Regions from separate parts of the Homo sapiens genome. Here regions 1 and 3 are each linked to region 2. A link is a contact called in ENCODE Hi-C or POLR2A ChIA-PET data. All regions are on one chromosome and are shown on one strand. The core of a region is the stretch at or near the end of the contact, and the rest is flanking DNA. Distances in the headings are between cores, read along the strand shown. Region 1 overlaps LRCH1 (leucine rich repeats and calponin homology domain containing 1). Region 2 overlaps LCP1 (lymphocyte cytosolic protein 1). Region 3 holds the start of SLC25A30-AS1 (SLC25A30 antisense RNA 1).

Region 1 (4,174 bases), core at 568-3,067, 510 kb after region 2:
AGTAAATATTTATAACATGCTCATGATTCTTTCTGATCTGCCTGTGTATTTGTGGTATTATAGTACTAACTATAGGGTGCTATGATTTCACTGAAGTTTGGAATCATTCTCTAAGACATAGCTTAGGGCTAATAGAAAATTCAGAAGGGATTCATTTGACTATTTTAATAAATAACTGAATATGGAATTTATAAGCTGATAAATTCTTACTAATTGCCGAAGTTGAGGCATTAGTGTTGTTTTTATTTACATTCATTTTCCTAAATCGTATCTTCTTTAAATCAGTCTGTAAAATTCATACCTTATCTTAGGCTGAATTTGAACAAAAGTGTTCTAGAGAACAAGGCCATTCTAGAAATATTGCTTTTACATTTTCAAAACAGGAGTATTTTATCCCCAAACACCTAGACTATTATCTCCTGTTTCTTTCTCCTTAACCCCCAGCTAATTCAGATAGTGACCCATGGGGTTTTATTTTTGTGATGAATTTATAACCTTTTTAAAACGTGGCAAGTTTCAATGCCTTGTGGGAATAGAGTTTTGCACTATTTCTACAATATTGATTACACAGTAGTGAAATGTTATCTTATGTGCTAAATCTGCTTGGGCGTTTTCCCCCCATTATTTGTCAGGACAGGAAGTAATTGACAACAGTGCAGAGTACTATTAAAATAATTTGACCTTCACCATATACCCTCCAAAATGTGAATGGACAATTGGACTTTGTGTTTTGAATTGTCTACAGATATCCTGTCCTCTAAATCAGAAGGAAAAAAACTTGTATTTATCGTTACAGGAAGTTTTTTAAAGTAAATTGACCATTTTCCCTACTGCCAAATAAGTTTTCAAATATCGCTAGGGGGAGTTGATTTTTTAATAAGGCTATTATGTTAGAAACATACGATGGAAAAAAATCACCTTATGATTAGAGAAACAGCATATTTTGATTTCCTAGCTAACTCAACCATGACCAGCAAAGAGCAAGGTGAGTATAGTTCACACTAAAAAATGGAATAAGGCTTAGTTTCATCTCATGCTGTGAATAACGTGCTACCTAAATGTATCTGTTATCTTTTTGCTTTCCTCTCCTCCTTCCTTATTTATTCAGAGAAAGATTTTTAAAAAATTATGTCTTTGAAGCTTCTGGAAATTGTCAGTTTCATATTGAAAATCTGTGATTTCCATAATTTATATAAGGATCTTTCTCGTGCTGTCACTCACAAGACTGAAAAAACTTGTTTTAGATGCCAATAACGTCCATTTTCTCTAGAGATGGCAAATAATTCCTTCTAATTCTTCCCCACGAGCACGCCCATTTCTCCTGCCAACAACATCACCCAAGTGACTGTATCTGGTCATGAGTTCCATAGAAGGATTTGATTTCCTGCATTTCTAGGACTCACCTGTGTGGTATTTGTGTGAGGACTCTTTTAAAATAGGATGGAATGGCACCTTTTGCTTATTTGTAACTTAGTTAAGGCAAAGAAAGCTTTCATTGAAAGCATTTGATTGTTGGCTCTTGTGACTGAGCAAAGGCCCCCGTAATTGGGAAAAGATGGCATTTCACTGTTCTCTTCTCCCATGTGGAAATACATTCGGAAAGGCAGGGCAATTTACTGACTCAGCGAGGGGCTGAGAGTGACTGAACACGATCTCTGGACCTCCTAATTCTGTAATTACTTCCTTTGACGTTTTTGTCTCTGCAGATGTGCTTGTGGAGTTTGTTTCTGTTTTTGTTTTAAACACTGGAAGTGTTTTTCTCAAACTTGTGTGTGACTTTTCTGGGCCAGGAGGGATAGAGCAACCGCAGTTGGGGGTGATGCTGCTGAACACCCGGTGCTCTCAGCCCGTGCCACCCCACCTCCCCCATCAGACAGCTGTACAGAGAAGCTTGGGGAGGTATCTGCACTGTGCACACTCAGCCTTTATAGAGGACAACTTCATTCCTTTTTAGCAAGAGTGATACTGTTCCTCTTCATCGGGTGGTATCCATTGAGCACTGTCCTGGTGAGGACAGGTTGATAGATCACCTGAAGCCTTTTAGATGAGACCAGGTTAGAGGGCAGGGATCAACTGTGTTGTGTACAGCCTGGTCTAAATGTGGAGCCTGGGGGTGTTCACTGGATTGGTCGATGATGAGTTCATCTTATTTGAATGAAAGTGAAACAGATTTCTGAAACGAGGCTCTGCTGCCTTCTATGGTGAAAGGGGAGAGCTTTTCCAGGTTCAAAAGTAAAGCGGGATATTTAAGGCCTTGATCTCACTGGAATCATTTGTATCTTTAGTTCTGTGATGCCAAGTGGGACCTGCATGGGATTTGGTATGTATGTTGGAGCATCCTGGGTCCTAGGGTCCTGGAGACAGAAGGAGCCACAGTATTATGGAGTGTCACTGTAAGTGGATTTTAGAAGTTTGATCCAACATTTATTGATCCCTTACTTTATACTTGGCACTCCACCTGGCAGTGGGAGGATGGAATGAATAAGACATGGTCCCTCCCACCCAGGAGCTCATAGGTTTAAAGGGGAATGTAAACCCATGAGCAAATGACTTACAGTGACATGCTATCTAAAGGACCACACAAGAAGAAGTGGTCAGTCTCCCTGGGCATTAGATCAGAGTGGGAGAGGTGGGGGAAGCCTCGTGAAAGATTTCACGAAAGAGGTTGAGGCTTGAATTAAGTCTTTAAAAATGAGTCAGTGGGACAAGAGGACAATATTGGGGACTGGCATATCAGGCAGGGAAGGAGCATGAACAAGTTTGGGAATTATGAAATACTGAAAACTGCCAGAAGCAGTAACATGGCTGGAGTGTAGGTTGTGAGGAGGGACATTCAGAGAAAAAGTGCTGGAGAAATGGACAGACCTCATCATAGATACTGGCCTTACTGCCCAGTTTGGACTTTATAGTTGTTGAGGAGCCTCTGCAAGTGTTTAAGCTGGTGAACAGCATGATGGCATTTGCACTCTGGCCGCTCTGTGAAGGATGCATCCAAGGCGGAGACTGATGTATGGAAACCAGTCAGGAGATCATGATAGCACCCAGCTAAGAGAGAGCACTGGTCTACACTGCAGGAGTAGCTGGGGGTGTGTGGGGGAGTGAAGAGCCCAGCACGGCTCCCAGAGCCAAGAGGAAGAGTGGGATTCAGGGAGATCCTAAGGATATAGAAGATTATAAATGTCAAGGCCTCCATTTCTCATGTGTCAAGAGGGGATTCCAATCAAGGCTTAATTGAGTATTTGCTTCCTAAAGCAAAGAAGACAAGAATTGCTTGTGAAGTGTATGGCAAGGTGGTCAGCTGTAAGATTTCTAGCCTGTGGTGAAGAACTCCATTTTAAATAAATAGTGCATCCAAACATTGCATTAATATTCTAGTTCTTCACTGCAAAATGTGAGAGTTTGGTAAAATAAGATGCATTGTAGTCTTGTTTAGAGGCACGATGGGATAGTGGCTAAACGGTGAGCTGGTAATTCATTTCTAGTGTTAACTCTGGCACTTGCATGCTTTGGGCGACTGGCTAAACTTTTCTGAGCCCCACTTTTTGATTTGTAAATATTAGGCTAGCAATATTGCCCAATGGGTTTGTGGTGAGAATTCAGTAAAATCGAAGCATGTCAAAGTGGCAGGCCAGAGGCTGGTGAAGCAGCTGGCGAATGCTACTAATGTCCACCCTTTCTCCATTTTTCTCTCCTGTGAGGGAGTTTAAAATGTTCAGCTTTCTCTTCTCTGTGCTGAGTCTTAATGCTAGGGACCTGGAGATGAATATAAAAGTGTACCTGTGTAGTTGTCCAAATATTTAAATTCCTTAAGGAGATTTCACATGAAATGCTTGATTTCCTGGAAAAAGATGTTTATTATTTCTCTCTCTGCTTTTGATACAGGATGTCAGCTGCAACGAGATCACAGCGTTGCCCCAGCAGATAGGTCAGTTGAAATCTCTACGAGAACTGAATGTCAGAAGAAATTACCTTAAAGTTTTACCACAAGGTAAAAAAGAAAGAGGGAAAATGAAGAAAATGGGAGACTTGCATTATTTTATGTTTTGGGGGGTTTACTTTTGTGAAGAGGGTCGATCTTTGTGTGTGTGTGTGTGTGTGTGTGTGTGTGCCTACTACTTAATTAGGATTTGAATTTCACATACAGATAACAAAAAAGTGATGTTCAGGCTGTGAT
Region 2 (4,218 bases), core at 1,349-3,848:
CCGCCCCTTCTGAGAAGTGAGGAGCCCCTCTGCCCGGCCGCCACCCCGTCTGGGAGGTGTACCCAACAGCTCATTGAGAACGGGCCAGGATGACAATGGCGGTTTTGTGGAACAGAAAAGGGGGAAATGTGGGGAAAAGATAGAGAAATCAGATTGTTGCTGTGTCTGTGTAGAAAGAAGTAGACATAGGAGGCTCCATTTTGTTCTGTATTAAGAAAAATTCTTCTGCCTTGGGATGCTGTTAATCTATAACCTTACCCCCAACCCCGTGCTCTCTGAAACATGTGCTGTGTCCACTCAGGGTTAAATGGATTAAGGGCGGTGCCAGATGTGCTTTGTTAAACAGATGCTTGAAGGCAGCATGCTCGTTAAGAGTCATCACCACTCCCTAATCTCAAGTACCCAGGGACACAAACACTGCGGAAGGCCGCAGGGTCCTCTGCCTAGGAAAACCAGACACCTTTGTTCACTTGTTTATCTGCTGACCTTCCCTCCACTATTGTCCTGTGACCCTGCCAAATCCCCCTCTGCGAGAAACACCCAAGAATGATCAATTAAAAAAAAAAAAAAAAAAACAATGAGTTATTAAGTATATGGACTATGGATAGCCCCATGGGAGATTTTTAAAACTACAATATAGTGAGCTTGTCCAGTCATTCTAGTAGAAAGCTTTTGCTTTCCTGTGCTCAGAAATCAAGGCTTCTGTTTTAAGGAATTAGTATAGAACTTTGTATTAATATACTTTGCTAAATCCTTGTGACTAACTTGGCTTAGGTCTCTTCTATACCCTCTACCATATCCACATATGCATGAATAGAAGGCTCTCCAGCTCTCCGGCTGTCCAGCCCTTCATGTTTTTAAATGTCTTAAGACCTCTTGGTTCATAGGTGTTTATGGGATTATAAGATACATTCATTCATTTAACAAATATTTTATGAATGCCTACTATAAGCCAGGTGCTATTCTTCATTTTAGGTAAGCACGTCTATATTGACCCAGTTAGTTATCCTGAAAGCATGGAACAATGTCAAAGGTAAGGAGGACAAACAAGATCTCTGACTCTAAACCTGGCCTTATCCCTTGACACAAGAATGTTAGATTTTAGAGCGCTATCAGCAGCTAGCGATAAATATAAGTAGAAGCAGAGAACAAGACTACATTCTAAGTGTCACAAGTAGGGCCAATGAAGAAACAAAACAATTACAGTGTTGGGTAAAAAAAGAAAATCTAAAAAATATCTAAAGATCATGGTATAATGGGAAATTTTTTTTACCATAAAAATTGCAGTGGCCCATTCATTTAAAAGACATAGAAAGTACATGTATTTTAAAATCATATTATTTTTAAACCACAGCAGGTAGGTCAAGATGAAAAGCCTTGAGCATCTGTAACAATATTTTTCTACGAGATTTATGAGTGGAGAGGATAAACTCAGAGAAGTCAAACAGCAAGAACACCTTTAAATTTAAAAAATCCAAAATGCTTCAGTGATTTAACAGCAAATGCAAAAGAGAAGTGGATTAACTTAGTTTAAAAGGTAAAGTGGAGAAGGGATAATCAGCAACTGACATTGCTGTGATACTGTTTGTTGTTGTTGGGCAGAAACATGAATAGATATCTGGAGAGAGTCCCTTTTACCATCAGCATGAGCAGCATATCCTGGAAACACAACCTAACTTTTGGAGACAGAAGGAACCTCATAAATAATTTATTACAATGTCCTCATTTTATAAATAAGGAAACTGAAGTTCTAATGAGAAGAAATGTTTTATCCATGTACAAATTCTCAAGGCAATGCCAGGCTGGAGCTTGTAAATGCAGGTGCTGATGAGCAGAGCAGGAAAAGGATGGAGTTACCATTAAAAGGGCCCCTAAGGTCCATAACTGAGCAGAGACCTTTAAGTAATTAAACTGAATGTGCAAAGGGCAGTAATTTCACAAAGCAAAGCAGCAGGAAGAGGACATAATTAGTGTAAAAACAGGCAGACCAGATCATTTTTAAGAAAGACATTGAGCCAGGTGCAGTGGCTCATGCCTGTGATCCCAACATGTTGGGAGGCCGAGGTGCACGGATTGCTTTGAGCTTAGGTGTTCGAGACCAGCCTGGGCAACATGGTGAAACCCCATCTCTACCAAAAATACAAAAATTATCTAGGTGTGGTGGTGCATGCCTGTGATCCCAGCTACTCGGGAGGCTGAGGTGGGAGGATCACTTGAACCCAGGAAGCGGAGGTTGCAGTGAACTGAGATCATGCCACTGCACTCCAACCTGGGTGACAGAGCGAGACCCCATTTCAAAAACAAAAAAAAAACAAAAATGCACCCATTTTAATTCACGCATATTTGAAAATATGGGTTATGATAATATTATAAGATTAATAAGTAATATAAGTAAGATTAGTTGGTGATGGCTTTAGTTTGCAAATTACTGGCACCATATAGGCAGCAAACTATACAGATACTGCTGCAGTAATGGGCATGCTGAGGCATCTGGAGCTTAAAAGGAGGGGCTAAAGAAAGCATGTATCTTCCAAGGTATAAGTGAGTGGTTTCTTCAGCTCTGCCCGACTGCTCCTGCATTGAGTGTGGCCCTTTTTAATGACTACATCATCTAAATATGCCCTGCCACAAACCATTTTCAGGTCTTCTGCAAATCCGTGGTCAATCTGGGAAATCCCCTTCTGAATTACTGCCCAAATCAAAAATCTATTATAAAAAGACAACTCATTCATCAAGGTCACGTCTGGGCTGCTAGTTTTTTGTGTGAGTGCATGTGAGAGCACTTAAATTTATTAAATCAATAGTTGTAGAATCTCAAGACGTTGGCCAAAAAAAAAGCATTGGTTGTTCATTTTAAAAAATTATATTATTTTTAAAACCTTAAGAAAAAAAAAGCCCCACCTCAAACTGCAAAAGCCACAAAGCCTGTTCATTTCTTAAATCAGTGAGTTTTGAGTTTCTGCTTAAAGGGTGCTGGTATTTCCCAAGTCAGTAGCGAAGGGAATTTCTGAGGATGAGTTATCATAAAAGTACCTGAACTTAAGTTCTCTAAAGTCTGAATATAGAAACAATTTGTGGGAGTTTACTCTTGAACACAGTGCTGCAGAATTTACAGAAGAAAAAACATCCTCTAAAGTAAATGTAAAAATGTAAATGGAATTTTCTCTGGGGAGTTTCATAACTGATAATTAAAAGCAGAAAGGCTAGAAAAGGTGACCTGTCTAGAGAGAGATGCTCAAGGGGTGGAATCATTTCTGAAAGATGGTAGTGCTGGGCTAGTCAGTATTTTGATTCAATATACTGATGCTGAATCATATAACCTGCCAGGATCAGGGAGGCATCTGTGACCTGGTATCACCTTGCCAAGGGACTCTTTTGAATGTGCCCCACTTTTCCTGCAACTTGATTCAGTAGTTAAAGTCAAACCGGACACTCAGGACTCAAGTTCCTAGCTCTGCCTCAATAAATTTCAGTACATTTCCAGAGGGGAAATTATACAACTTCCAAACATCTCAAGAACAATCAGTAATCCAAAAGAACACATCATCTAGAATAACATTAATATTGTAAGCTTTAGCATTAGACTATGACAACTAAAGAAACGAAAAATAAAATATGTAGGACTATGAAGCAAAATAAAATACCCATACATTTTTAAAAAGCCATCAAGATTAATCTATTTAAGGAAAAAACATTGCTTTTACTTAATCCTGTCCCCTTCATTTTATAAAGTAGACCACTGTAGGAGATCTTACTTTGCGAATATATGGAATTTACTATATATTCTTGGGATATCATATCTCTATGGATACAGATATGACTAACTTTTACATAAAGGATGATTCAGAAAATATAATTTTAAAATGACTTTGTTTTTAAGAAACCAAATAATTATAAATGGCCTTAAAAACAGATGGCCAGTTAAAGGGACTCTGATGAATCTTTTTGTCAAGTCAGAATCTCCTCCAGATTGTCCTTTTTCTCCCTGCAGATACATGGATTCTCTCAAAGCCTACAGAATTCTTCTCTCTGCAGGCTCTGATGTAAATGCCACAGGGTGGAAGGTAGGGGGAAGGCTATTCAGGAGGAGAGACTCAACGGCTCTCCTCTGACACTATTATCTCAGGCCACATAAACACTTATGGGAAGCTAGCAATCCAGATTACTCCAAACTTCATCAACCTCATATTGCTCTGGGTACCTCTGGTTTGACCACTA
Region 3 (4,367 bases), core at 1,868-4,367, 750 kb before region 2:
CCTCTTACAGCCATGTTCTCTAAGCCATGCTAAAACCCAGTAATTCCTTACTTCTCCTTGCTGCGTTATGAACATAATACTAACACTAGCAGTCATCCCTGAATACCTGCTGTTAGGCATTGCTATACATTTTCTTCACAGTCCTATGAAAGAGGTATCATTATCCACATCTCACAACTAAGCAAACAGCCTCAGAGAAGAAAAGTAACTTTCCCTGGTCAAAGCTACCAAATATTCAAACTAAGGTTTCTCTGAAGGATCACATGACCCTTCCTCTAGATAGTACTTTGCAGACACTATCTTCCAAGGGCTGTTAAAAAAATATTGGTGGGGGGCAGGGCAGGGAATTCTATACATTCAGAATAAATATAGAATTTTCCAGCAGAGGAAATAAAAAATTTTATTTTTAAAAATGTTAGCTGTTGGCCGGGTGTGGTGGCTCAAGCCTGTAATCCCAACACTTTGGAAGGTGGAGGAGGGTGGATCACTTGAGGTCAGGAGTTCGAGACCAGCCAGGCCAACATGGTGAAACCCGGTCTCTACTAAAAATACAAAAATTAGCTGGGCATGGTGGCAGATGCCTGTAATCCCAGTTACTCGGGACGCTGAGGCAGGAGAATAGCTTTGAACCCGGGAGGCAGAGGTTGCAGTGAGCCAAGATGGCGCCACTGCACTGTGGCCTGGGTGACAGAGCGAGACTCCATCACAAAAAAAAAAAAAAGAAAGAAAGCTGTTGGTGCCTGGCTGAATAATTTTTTTTTTTTTTTTTTTTTGAGACTGAGTCTCGCTCTTTCACCCAGGCTGGAGTGCGGTGGTGCTATCTCAGCTCACTGCAACCTCTGCCTCCCAGGTTCAAGCAATTCTCCTGCCTCATCCTCCTGAGTAACTGGGATTACAGGCACGTGCCACCACGTCCAGCTAATTTTTGTATTTTTGGTAGAGATGGGGTTTCACCATGTTGGTTAGGCTGGTCTCGAACTCCTGACCTTGTGATCTGCCTGCCTCCGACTCCCAAAGTGCTGGGATTATAGGCATGAACCACGGCGCCCGGTCCAAATTTTTTAAAGTTAAAAACAAAACAGGCCGGGCACGGTGGCTCATGCCTGTAATCCTAGCACTTTGGGAGGCCGAGGCGGGTGGATCACCTGACGTCAGGAGTTCGAGACCAGCCTGGCCAACACGGTGAAATCCTGTCTCTATTAAAAATACAAAAATTAGCCAGGCATAGTGGTGGGCGCCTGTAATTCTAGCTATTCGGGAGGCTGAGGCAAGAGAACTGCCTGAACCTGGGAAGCGGAGGTTGCAGTAAGCTGAGACCGCACCACTGCACCCCGGCCTGGGCAACAAAAGCAAAACTCCATCTCAAATAAATAAATAAATATATAAATAAATACAAAAAAAAGTGAAAAATACAAAGTAAAAAAACAACAACAAAAATGTTAGCTGGGCTAGTCACACATACCTGTAATCCCAGCTACTTGGGAGGCTGAGGCTGGAGAATAGCTTGAGGCCAGGGGTTCAAGACCAGCCTGGGCAACAGAATGAGACGACCACCTATACTAAAAAAATCCAAAACATTATCTAGGTATGGTGGTACGCGACTCTAGTCCCAGCTACTCCGCAGGCTGAGGTGGAAGGGGCACATAAGCCCAGGACTTCAAGGCTGCAGTGAGCTAAGACCATGACACTGCACTCTAGCAGCCTGGGTGACAGAGCAAGACCCTGTCCCAAATAATAAATAAAGGTTAAAAACAAGTTTTCTGAATGAAATTGTCTATACAAATTAAGAATTTCAAAGGATTCTCCCTACACTTAGGATATATGCTAAGTTACACATCCTGTCTACATTTTCTCTTACATGGTTGCTTAGTATTTATTTTCACCCACCTGACCTCATGTGTACAGCTGTAAAGGGAGGTAATTAAATATAATACTAGCTGTTCGTACTTTTGAACGCTTTCCAAGTTTCTCTTATTTATTTATTTAGAGGCGGAGTTTTGTTCTTATTGCCCAGGCTGGAGTACAATAGCATGATCTCGGCTCACTGCAACCTCCGTCTCCTGGATTCAAGCGATTCTCCTGTCTCAACCTCCCGAGTAGCTAGAATTAGACATCCGTCACCACGCCCGGCTAATTTTGTATTTTTAGTAGAGACGGAGTTTCTCCATGTTGGCCAGGCTGGTCTCGAACTCCTGACCTCAGGTGATCCGCCCGCCTCGGCCTCCCAAAGTGCTGGGATTACAGGCCTGAGCCACCGCTCCCAGCCGTTTCTCTTATTTAATTCTTGGTAAGTTCTTTCAGTTTTACTTCCTGTTCCCTTTTTAGTCTTAAGTCTTAAAACTGTAATTGCACAGCCTTTAATGTGCTCTCATACATTTATTGTTCCTTGCTGGACCGACTGCCCTTTCAATAATGCCCTTTCATGAACTTTTCCTATTTCCTATTCTTTTTAAAGGTGCAGAAGGAAAACTAAGCTCATCACAGACTTACAAAAAGCCGGGTTTAAAAGAAATCTTCGAAATTATCATCTCGTTTCACGTTAATTAACTGAGCCCGCGGTCACAAAGCTTCGCAACGGCAAAGCCAAAAGCAAGATTCATGCCTTTCAACTTTCTCACTACCCAAGTAGCACCGCAAGCCGAATCCGCAGGGCAGTGCCAACATTGTTTGCTACTCTTGCGCAGAACAAAAATGCTAATCACTGCAACTGCTTTACATGAAAGTGCACCTAGAAAGACTTCAAAACCCAGAGGTACATTAACTTTCCAGGCAAGTTCCTCCCAGCCTGTGTGCCACGAGCGATTCCGAATGTGGTGTGCCCTCTCCCACAGTGCGAAGCTCGCGGGCGCTCAGGCTGCCGTTTGAATGAACGCACGAGTGGGAGGGACGCACAAGCAGGGTTGCAAGCCCGGGGCTCGTTAGCAGACGCGGAGATGCCAGGACGGGCTTCGCACTCGGATCTGAATGACCCTGGAACAGGAATCACCCCACGCCAACAGCGATGGGGGCCCCGCGGCACCGGCCCGACCCAAGGAGGCAGCAGCCCGAGAAGCAGAGCCCTGTCCCCAGTCCCCGGAACCTCGCGCCCCGCCGAGCCCGGCCCGGCCTGCGAAGTGGAGAGCACAGGCAGCCCCGAGCACGCCCGGTTGCAAAGGAGGCTCCTCGGAAATCGCAGCCCAACCTTACCCCAGGCCCGGGTTCCAGGAGCCGCAGAGAAAGCGGGGCCGGCAGGAGGAGGCACGGGCCAGGACTTACCTGGCGGCAGCGGCCCCACACCTCCTCCAACCCGGACTCAGTTGTAACAAGAACCTGAGGCCGCTGGAGAAAAGGAAAAAATGCCGTCGCGGGCGGGGCAGACCCACGAGCCTGCACGCAGCCCCGCGCCGCCCCGCCCCGTCCGCGCAAACACGCGACCTCCTCAGCTCCCATTGGTTTCTGCCAGCACTAGCCACACCCCTGACAGCCCCAGATGGGGACACGGAGGGGCGGGGCCCGTCCCAAGTGCCCCTCAGGATCTTCCCCTGCCGCTGCCTGAGGGAGCTGCCCGGGACTCGGTGACACCTGATGTGGCCTCCGATATCGACTGGGAGGTGGAAGAGAAATTTGGGGAACGCATCGAGAACCGTGGAAAAGCAACCTTCGCAGGGGGCAACCTTCTCACGGTGCCCCCGTGAACCTTCACAGTTGGATGGAAGTAAACTTGCCCTTATTTTTTTATACCCCAGCTTTTAGCTTGAAAATATACAGATTAGCCGGGCATAGCGGCGGGCGCTATAATCCCAGCTACTTGGGTGGCTGAGGCAGAAGAATCGCTTGAACCTGGGAGGCGGAGATTGCAGTGAGCAGAGAGCGTACCACTGCACTCCAGCCTGGGCAACAAAGCGAGACTTCGTCTCAAAAAAAAAAAAAAAAAAAAAAAAAAAAAAAAAAAAAAAAAAAAGCCAGACCTGGTGGCGGGTGCCTGTAATCCCAGCCACTCGGGAGGCTGAAACAGGAGAATCGCTTGAACCCGGGAGGCGGAGGTTGCAGTGAGCCAAGATCGCGCCACTGCACTCCAGCCTGGGCGACAAAGTGATACTCCCTCTTAAAAAAAAAAAAAAAAAAAAAGAAAGAAAATGTCCAAACAGAACAAAAAATTAAAAGAACCGTACTATGAGTAGAAATCTTTACATATATATCTAATATACATATATGTAAATATTTATTTATATATTAATATATAACATTTTTAACGGTATGGCAGTGTTTGTGTTCAAGCATACCCAGGTATATTTTTGTTTTGTTTTGTTTTTAGACAGAGCCTCACTCTTGTTGCCCAGGCTGGAGTGCAATGGCACCATCTCAGCTCACTGCAACCTCCGCCTCCC

The links. A loop is a pair of places that touch in the nucleus more often than their neighbours do. ChIA-PET counts read pairs that join two places held with the same protein, here RNA polymerase II (POLR2A). Pooled maps may share reads with other maps.
Region 1: a loop to region 2 is called in a pooled map, with 2.9 times the contacts of the local background. The contact joins two enhancer-like sites. A Hi-C loop is called at or near these places in 5 of 37 single-sample maps with no recorded cell type and 6 of 50 pooled maps.
Region 3: a loop to region 2 is called in a map of GM12878, with 7 times the contacts of the local background. The contact joins the promoter of SLC25A30-AS1 here to the enhancer-like site in region 2. A Hi-C loop is called at or near these places in 1 of 168 maps with a recorded cell type or tissue (GM12878), 2 of 37 single-sample maps with no recorded cell type and 2 of 50 pooled maps. POLR2A ChIA-PET finds 5 or more read pairs at or near these places in 1 of 52 experiments (activated CD4-positive, alpha-beta T cell).

The regions. Positions count from the first base shown.
Region 1 is chr13:46,677,859-46,682,032 of GRCh38, forward strand. It overlaps LRCH1 (leucine rich repeats and calponin homology domain containing 1), which reads left to right. Exons shown (of 20, transcript NM_001164211.2): 4 at 3,883-3,988. Among named protein-coding and RNA genes, the nearest start is that of ESD, 120 kb to the right of the region's middle. Within about 2 kb of position 1,818, at least 18 of the 41 ENCODE cell types and tissues checked have a DNase peak (open chromatin) inside an H3K27ac peak, as active enhancers do.
Region 2 is chr13:46,163,078-46,167,295 of GRCh38, forward strand. The region is part of intron 1 of LCP1 (lymphocyte cytosolic protein 1); the gene reads right to left. Among named protein-coding and RNA genes, the nearest start is that of LCP1, 17 kb to the right of the region's middle. Within about 2 kb of position 2,599, at least 6 of the 41 ENCODE cell types and tissues checked have a DNase peak (open chromatin) inside an H3K27ac peak, as active enhancers do.
Region 3 is chr13:45,415,045-45,419,411 of GRCh38, forward strand. It overlaps SLC25A30-AS1 (SLC25A30 antisense RNA 1), which reads left to right and starts at 3,118. Exons shown (of 2, transcript NR_047031.1): 1 at 3,118-3,694. It overlaps SLC25A30 (solute carrier family 25 member 30), which reads right to left and starts at 3,329. Exons shown (of 10, transcript NM_001010875.4): 1 at 3,256-3,329. RefSeq lists enhancers at 2,684-2,733, 3,544-3,733 and silencers at 2,964-3,293, 3,334-3,433.